Linked DNA regions of Homo sapiens: region 1 is linked to region 2. A link is a contact called in ENCODE Hi-C or POLR2A ChIA-PET data. All regions are on one chromosome and are shown on one strand. Each heading gives the region's core, a stretch centred on a gene start or an enhancer-like site at or near the end of the contact. The rest is flanking DNA. Distances are from core to core; before and after follow the strand shown.

Region 1 (3,051 bases), core at 215-2,714, 170 kb before region 2:
CTGAGGCAAGAGGATCACTTGAGCTCAGGAGTTTGGAGGCTTGGGCACATAGCAAGACCCTGTCTCCAAAAAAAAAGAAAAAAAAAAACTGAGCCCAGGAGTTCAAGACTGGCCTGGACAAGATGGCAAGACCCCATCTCTACAAAAAATGAAAATGAAAATGTTAGCCAGGCACAATTGCACAAGTCTTTAATCTCAGCTACTTGAGAGGCTGAGGCAGGAGGATCCCTTGAGCCCAAGAGTTCGATATGGCAGTGAGCTATGATCATGCCACTGCACTTCTGCCTGGGTGACAAAATAAGACCTCATCTCTTAAAAAAAACAAGGCAAAACAAAAACCTGACATTTAATATTTTTCACGGTTTTGAACAATTAAAAAAACACTAATCACCTTCAGATAATGATAGAGAACCAATTTATTATGTTGATAACTGGTAAAAAGGGAAAAAAATTAAAAATTTATCTTGCTTTTCTCTCATGAATTGTACCATTGGATAACCAAATAGGTGAAGGGAAGCTCTCTTTATAAAAATATTTTAATTAATGCATTTATTAAATGGTAGAAATGGAATATTACCATTTTGTAACCCCCAACAAATAATGGATGCACTCAATGAGCGTCGATGGTTGCTAACATTCCAAAGAGAGACAAGAAGATATCTGCTTTCTGATGGAAGAAGATACCACTTCCTATAATCTTCCCAAAGGGATTAAACATGAGTATACTCCCTCTGCATCCAGCTGTCAATATGAAAAATATACAACTGACAGAACATGCAGACCTCCACCATAAATATAAAATCAGCAAAATCCAGACTGTGAGAAACTGCAGGTCAAACAGTTCACATTCTTCCACAGATTACTGTAAGGGAGAGAAAGAGATATATACTAAAATTATTTAAAATGTATATTAGTTGTTTTTTTTTTTTGAATGGGCAAGATTAAACTTAAGTGCCTTGAGATACACATTTGGGTGCATCACTTCCTTGATGACTACGAAAGTGAAAATAGCGGTTACTTTGAGGTGGAAAGAAGAGATTCTGGGGTGGCTGGCAAAGTTCTATTTCCTGACACAAATACAAGGGTGTTTATAATAGTTCCATTACATAATACACTTTTTCCGTATTCATGTTTTAGTTCATATTAAAGATGTTTAAAGATCAATTTTTTGAAAAAAAGGAATATGTGCATTATACAGAGGGAAGCAAAAGACTCTAATATGTGGAGCCTCTCCCTCTGAGCCATCTCTTAGATATTTTACATACTTGCTCATTTATTCCTTATAAGTAACCTATGAGGATTGAGGAAAATATTTTTGTAAACTTTGTAAACTGAGTTTACAGAGGTCGAGTAACTTTCTCAAGGCTAAGACCATGTCACTAATAAGTGGCAGAACCAGAGCTCTAATTTTTCCAGTACTCTGCACTGCCACTCATGAGGCTAAAGGAGAATGCTGCATGAACCCTCATCTCTCAAGCTAGACATTTCTCGGTGAAACACCTTCCTTCCTGTTGATCAATGTCTGCCACTACTTGAATAACTTAAGGTCAAGCATAGGTTAGGTATCCTGCAGTGGTTTTCTCTGATCTATCACTTGTTTTTCAGCCTAATTTGTGATGTGATTAGAGAAAGTTGCCTCCAAGGGAGAAACATAAATTCACCTGTAAAAAAAAAAAATCACACCTTTCCTCTAATAAGATCCCTTTATGTGCCAAGCCAAAGTGCATGACCACTTGGCCCTTCCGTACAGCTCCTTCACAGTCTGAAGCATTTTCTGCTAACTAGAGGCACCAGCTGTGCCAAGACAAGCTGTTTGTCCACCCCTTGCCTGCCTTGAGTGGGAAATAATAACATGACATTGTAAAACACAGGGGTGCCCAGCAGCCTTTCATTTGGTGAAAGTAACTGCAAGGGCTCAGAGCTGGGTTAATGGATACAACAGTGCCTGTAATCAGATCCAGGTGCTGTATATACTTGTTATTGATTACGACTTCAATAATTGCAAAATCAACCAACCAAAAGAATCATGAAAAAAATATTATGCAAGATGTCTAAACAGAGGCCCCAAAACCAGCAGTTGCTGGAGAAGTATTTATCACCTTTTTCAAGATCCAAGCTTAGGGTATTGTATGTTTGGCAAAATAGCTATATTTCAGCAGGGCTTAAAGAGATTACTTGTCTCAGGGCTTTCAGTTTGGCCGGTAACAGATGAAGACAGATTGATTGAAAGCATTTGAACAAATATAAACTTGAACAAGCTGAATGGACGTGATTAAGTTAATTAGGGTCGATAAATGCCATTGACAATATCTTACAACTCTTCCTTTATCTTGGAGTATTTCTTTCTTATATAACACAGGCAAGTGGATATGGTGACTCTAATATTAAACCTGTAACTGAGTAGCCATTCAGCCTAATTAACTAGACACCATCTCTCAATGGCCTGCTAGATAATTAACGTTTTATTTTATACATGTAATATTACTCATCATTTACTGTATGCCTATTATGTACCAGACACTATGGCATTTACCCTGTATTTTTTGTTTTTTTAATTTATTTAACTTTTATTTTAAGTTCAGGGGTACTTGTGCAGGTTCTTTACATAGGTAAACTTGTGTCATGGGGGGTTTTTGTACAGATTATTTTGTCACCCAGGTATTAAGCATAGTACCCATTAGTTATTTTTCCTGATCCTCTCCCTCCTCCCACCTTCCACCCCCCAATAGGCCACAGTGTGTGTTGTTCCCCTCTGTGTGTCCATGTGTTCTTATCACTTAGCTCCCACTTATAAGTGGGAACATGCCATATTTGGTTTTCTGTTCCTGCATTAGTTTGTTAAGGATAATGGCCTCCAGCTCCATCCATGTTCCTGCAAAGGACATGACACAATCTCATTCTTTTTTATTTTAAGACAGGGTCTGGCTCTGTCACCCAGGATGGAGTATAGTGGTGCAATCTCAGCTCACTGCAACCTCTGTCTCCTGGATTCAAGTCATCCTCCCACCTCAGCCTCCCAAATAGCTGAAACTACAGGCACATACCACCATG
Region 2 (3,049 bases), core at 513-3,012:
CTTTTCTCTGACATAAATCTATATTTGCTTTTGGAAAGTAGAATGAATACTTTTTTACTTATAACCCATATTGAATATATGTCTTTTTAATATTTGGGAAACACGCACTAAACACTTTAGGACAGTTGCTAAGAGATTATAACAACAGCGGAAGGTGATTATGCAACAAGCACTGGATTCTCCCCTCCATATCTTTATAACTATTAAGGTCTATAATTATGGGGCTTGGCATTAGAACAGATGTGAATTCTGTCTCCAATGCTATACAACCTTAGGCAATTCAACTATCCTCTCTGGGATTTAGCTTCTTTGTCTATAAAAAGTTGATAACATCTATAACAAAAGATGGGAGTTAAATGTGTATAAAGTATATAAGAAACAATCTAACACAGAGTAGATGTAGGGATACTATCTAACATAAAGAGAAATGTGAATTTCCCCTTCCCTTTAGGAGGTTCATTCATTTCTTAGGGGATTTATAATCCAGTGGGAAAAATCAAGATCTACATAAACACTAAACATAATCAAAACTAATTTATTAAGCATGTAGGACATAAAATGTGTCATATACTCCACTAAAGGAATTTTGCAAAGACGGTCTTATTTAATCTTTATAACTGGTACTGTTATAACTTTATTTATATCTTTTTTTTTTTTTTTTTGAGGCAGGATTTTGCTCTGTCACCCAGGCTAGAGTACAATGGAATGATCGTGGCTAATTTTAGCTTCTACCTCCCAGGCTCAAGCAACCCTCCCACCTCAGCCTCCTGAGTATTGGGACCACAGGCCTGCACCATCACGCCTGGCTAATTTTTTGATTTTTTGTAGAGATGGAGTCTCGCTATGTTACCCAGGCTGATCTCAAACTCCTGGGCTGAAGCGATCCTCCCACCTTGGCCTCCCAAAGTGCTGGGATTATAGGCATGAACCACCATGCCCGGCCATAACCCCAGTTTTAGGATGAGGAAACTGACATCCCTATAGGTCCTGTAGTTAGTAAGAGGTACAGCCCATACAATTAGGTACCAGTGTCCATGCTCATAACCAACCACATCATATTGTTCTCACTCATGTCTTACACAGAGTAGGAACTCAATAAATATTTTCTAATATCTCCTCTAATTTCTTTTTCCAAAGCAAAGAATAACCGCCACACATCCCAGAAAAGCACATCTTACCTAGTCTTTGATAAAAACAGTTGGCTGCTTTGCACAGTCTAAAACTCAGATACAGTTTGGTGCAAAGAAAACAGGGAAAAAGACCGGGTGCGGTGGCTCACGCCTGTAATCTCAGCACTTTGAGAGGTGGAGGCGGGCAGATCACAAGGTCAGGAGATCGAGAGCATCCTGGCTAACACAGTGAAACCCTGTCTCTACTAAAAATACAAAAAATTAGCCGGGTGTGGTGGCAGATGCTTGTAGACCCAGCTACTTGGGAGGCTGAGGGAGGAGAATGGCGTGAACCCGGGAGGCAGAGCTTGCAGTGAGCCGAGATTTTGCCACTGCACTCCAGCCTGGGCAACATAGCAAGACTCTGACTCAAAAACAAAGAAATTTGGAAGGGCCAGGAGCGGTGGCTCATGCCTGTAATTCCAGCACTTTGGGAGAGCGAGGCAGGTGGATGATTTGAGGTCAGGAGTTCAAGACCAGCCTGAGGAACATGGTGAAACCCCGTCTCTACTAAAAATACGAAAATTAGCTGGGCAAGGTGGCACATTCCTGTAATCCCTGCTACTTGGGAGGCTGAAGCAGGAGAATCGCTTGAACCCGGGAGGCGGAGGTTGCGGTGAGCTGAGATTGCGCCATTGCAGTCCAGCCTGGGCAACAAGAGTGAAACTACGTCTCAAAAAAAAAAAAAAAAAAATTTGGAAGCACTCTGCGTTCTCAACCAACAATCAGGGGTGTAACTCTGGCAATAACAGTTTCTCTTAGAACATTTAGACTAAGTCTTCAGGACAACAAGTTAGTAGCTCCGATTTGAGGATATGATAATGGGCAGAAAACATTTTGTTCCAGCCAGTCTGTGGCTCTATCCATCAAAATTAATGATACCAAAATACTTTGAAGGTTCAGACTGCTATAAAAAGATGAATTGTAAAAGCCCTGGACCTCAACTGTATTTAACCCTGTTTCAGTATGACTAACATTTCACCCTGCTGGTTAGGTTTTACTGTGAGTGTCCCATTAGCACATTCGAGAATGTGGCTAGGAATAAATTGTTGACACCACTGATGTTGGCGCTCCTTATTCAAACCATTGTGGACACTAACTTTTCTTAAAGTAAAGACAAGGTTTCACCATGTTACTCAGGCTGATCTCAAACTCAGGGCCTCAAGCGATTCTCCTGTCTTGACCTCCCAAAATGCTGAGATCATAGGTGTGACTACCATACCCGGCCATGAATTTATTTATTTATTTATTGAGACAGAGTCTCACTCTGTCACCCAGGCTGGAATGCAGTGGCCCAATCTCAGTTCACTACAAGCTCCGCCTTCCTGGTTCAAGTGATTCTAGTGCCTCAGACACCCAAGTAGCTGGGATTCCAGGGATGCGCCACCCAATCCGGCTAATTTTTGTATTTTCAGTAGAGACAGGGTTTCACCATGTTGGTCAGGCTAGTCTTGAACTCCTGGCCTCAAGTGATCTGCTCGCCTCAGCCTCCCAAAATGCTGGGATTACAGGGGTGAGCCACCATGCCCAGCTGAATTTATATTTTTAAAGAGAACCTATGTGCTATCCAAAAATAAACCTGGAATGATTCCATCTTAAGACATATTTTAAATGAGTAAATTATCCAGTTATAAGATGAAGATCAAGTTTATAGCAAGATAACAAATGGATTCTGAATGCTTATTAATGTAGATATCATCTATTTAGACTTAGAGATAATTTTGACAGGGTTCTGGGTAAGTATACTTTGGCTTAGCAAACCCTTTCTTCTAAACATTAAGTCATAACATGGGGTTCCTGGATATTTAAGGGATCTGTAGAAGTGGTAAAGGAGGTTTCAGAACAAACTTCAACCTCAAATGGGGCTGTCCAGGCTAAGT

Evidence for each region. Hi-C counts contacts between places; a loop is a spot of excess contacts on that map. ChIA-PET counts read pairs that join two places held with the same protein, here RNA polymerase II (POLR2A). Pooled maps may share reads with other maps.
Region 1: a pooled map shows a loop between it and region 2 (2.4-fold over the local background). The contact joins two enhancer-like sites. A Hi-C loop is called at or near these places in 1 of 168 maps with a recorded cell type or tissue (naive thymus-derived CD4-positive, alpha-beta T cell) and 9 of 50 pooled maps. POLR2A ChIA-PET finds 5 or more read pairs at or near these places in 2 of 52 experiments (AG04449 and Panc1).

What each region holds. Positions count from the first base shown.
Region 1 is chr11:82,959,132-82,962,182 of GRCh38, forward strand. No RefSeq gene overlaps it. Among named protein-coding and RNA genes, the nearest start is that of DDIAS, 59 kb to the left of the region's middle. RefSeq lists an enhancer at 1,588-1,747. Within about 2 kb of position 1,465, at least 6 of the 41 ENCODE cell types and tissues checked have a DNase peak (open chromatin) inside an H3K27ac peak, as active enhancers do.
Region 2 is chr11:83,125,054-83,128,102 of GRCh38, forward strand. No RefSeq gene overlaps it. Among named protein-coding and RNA genes, the nearest start is that of LINC02951, 29 kb to the left of the region's middle. Within about 2 kb of position 1,763, at least 3 of the 41 ENCODE cell types and tissues checked have a DNase peak (open chromatin) inside an H3K27ac peak, as active enhancers do.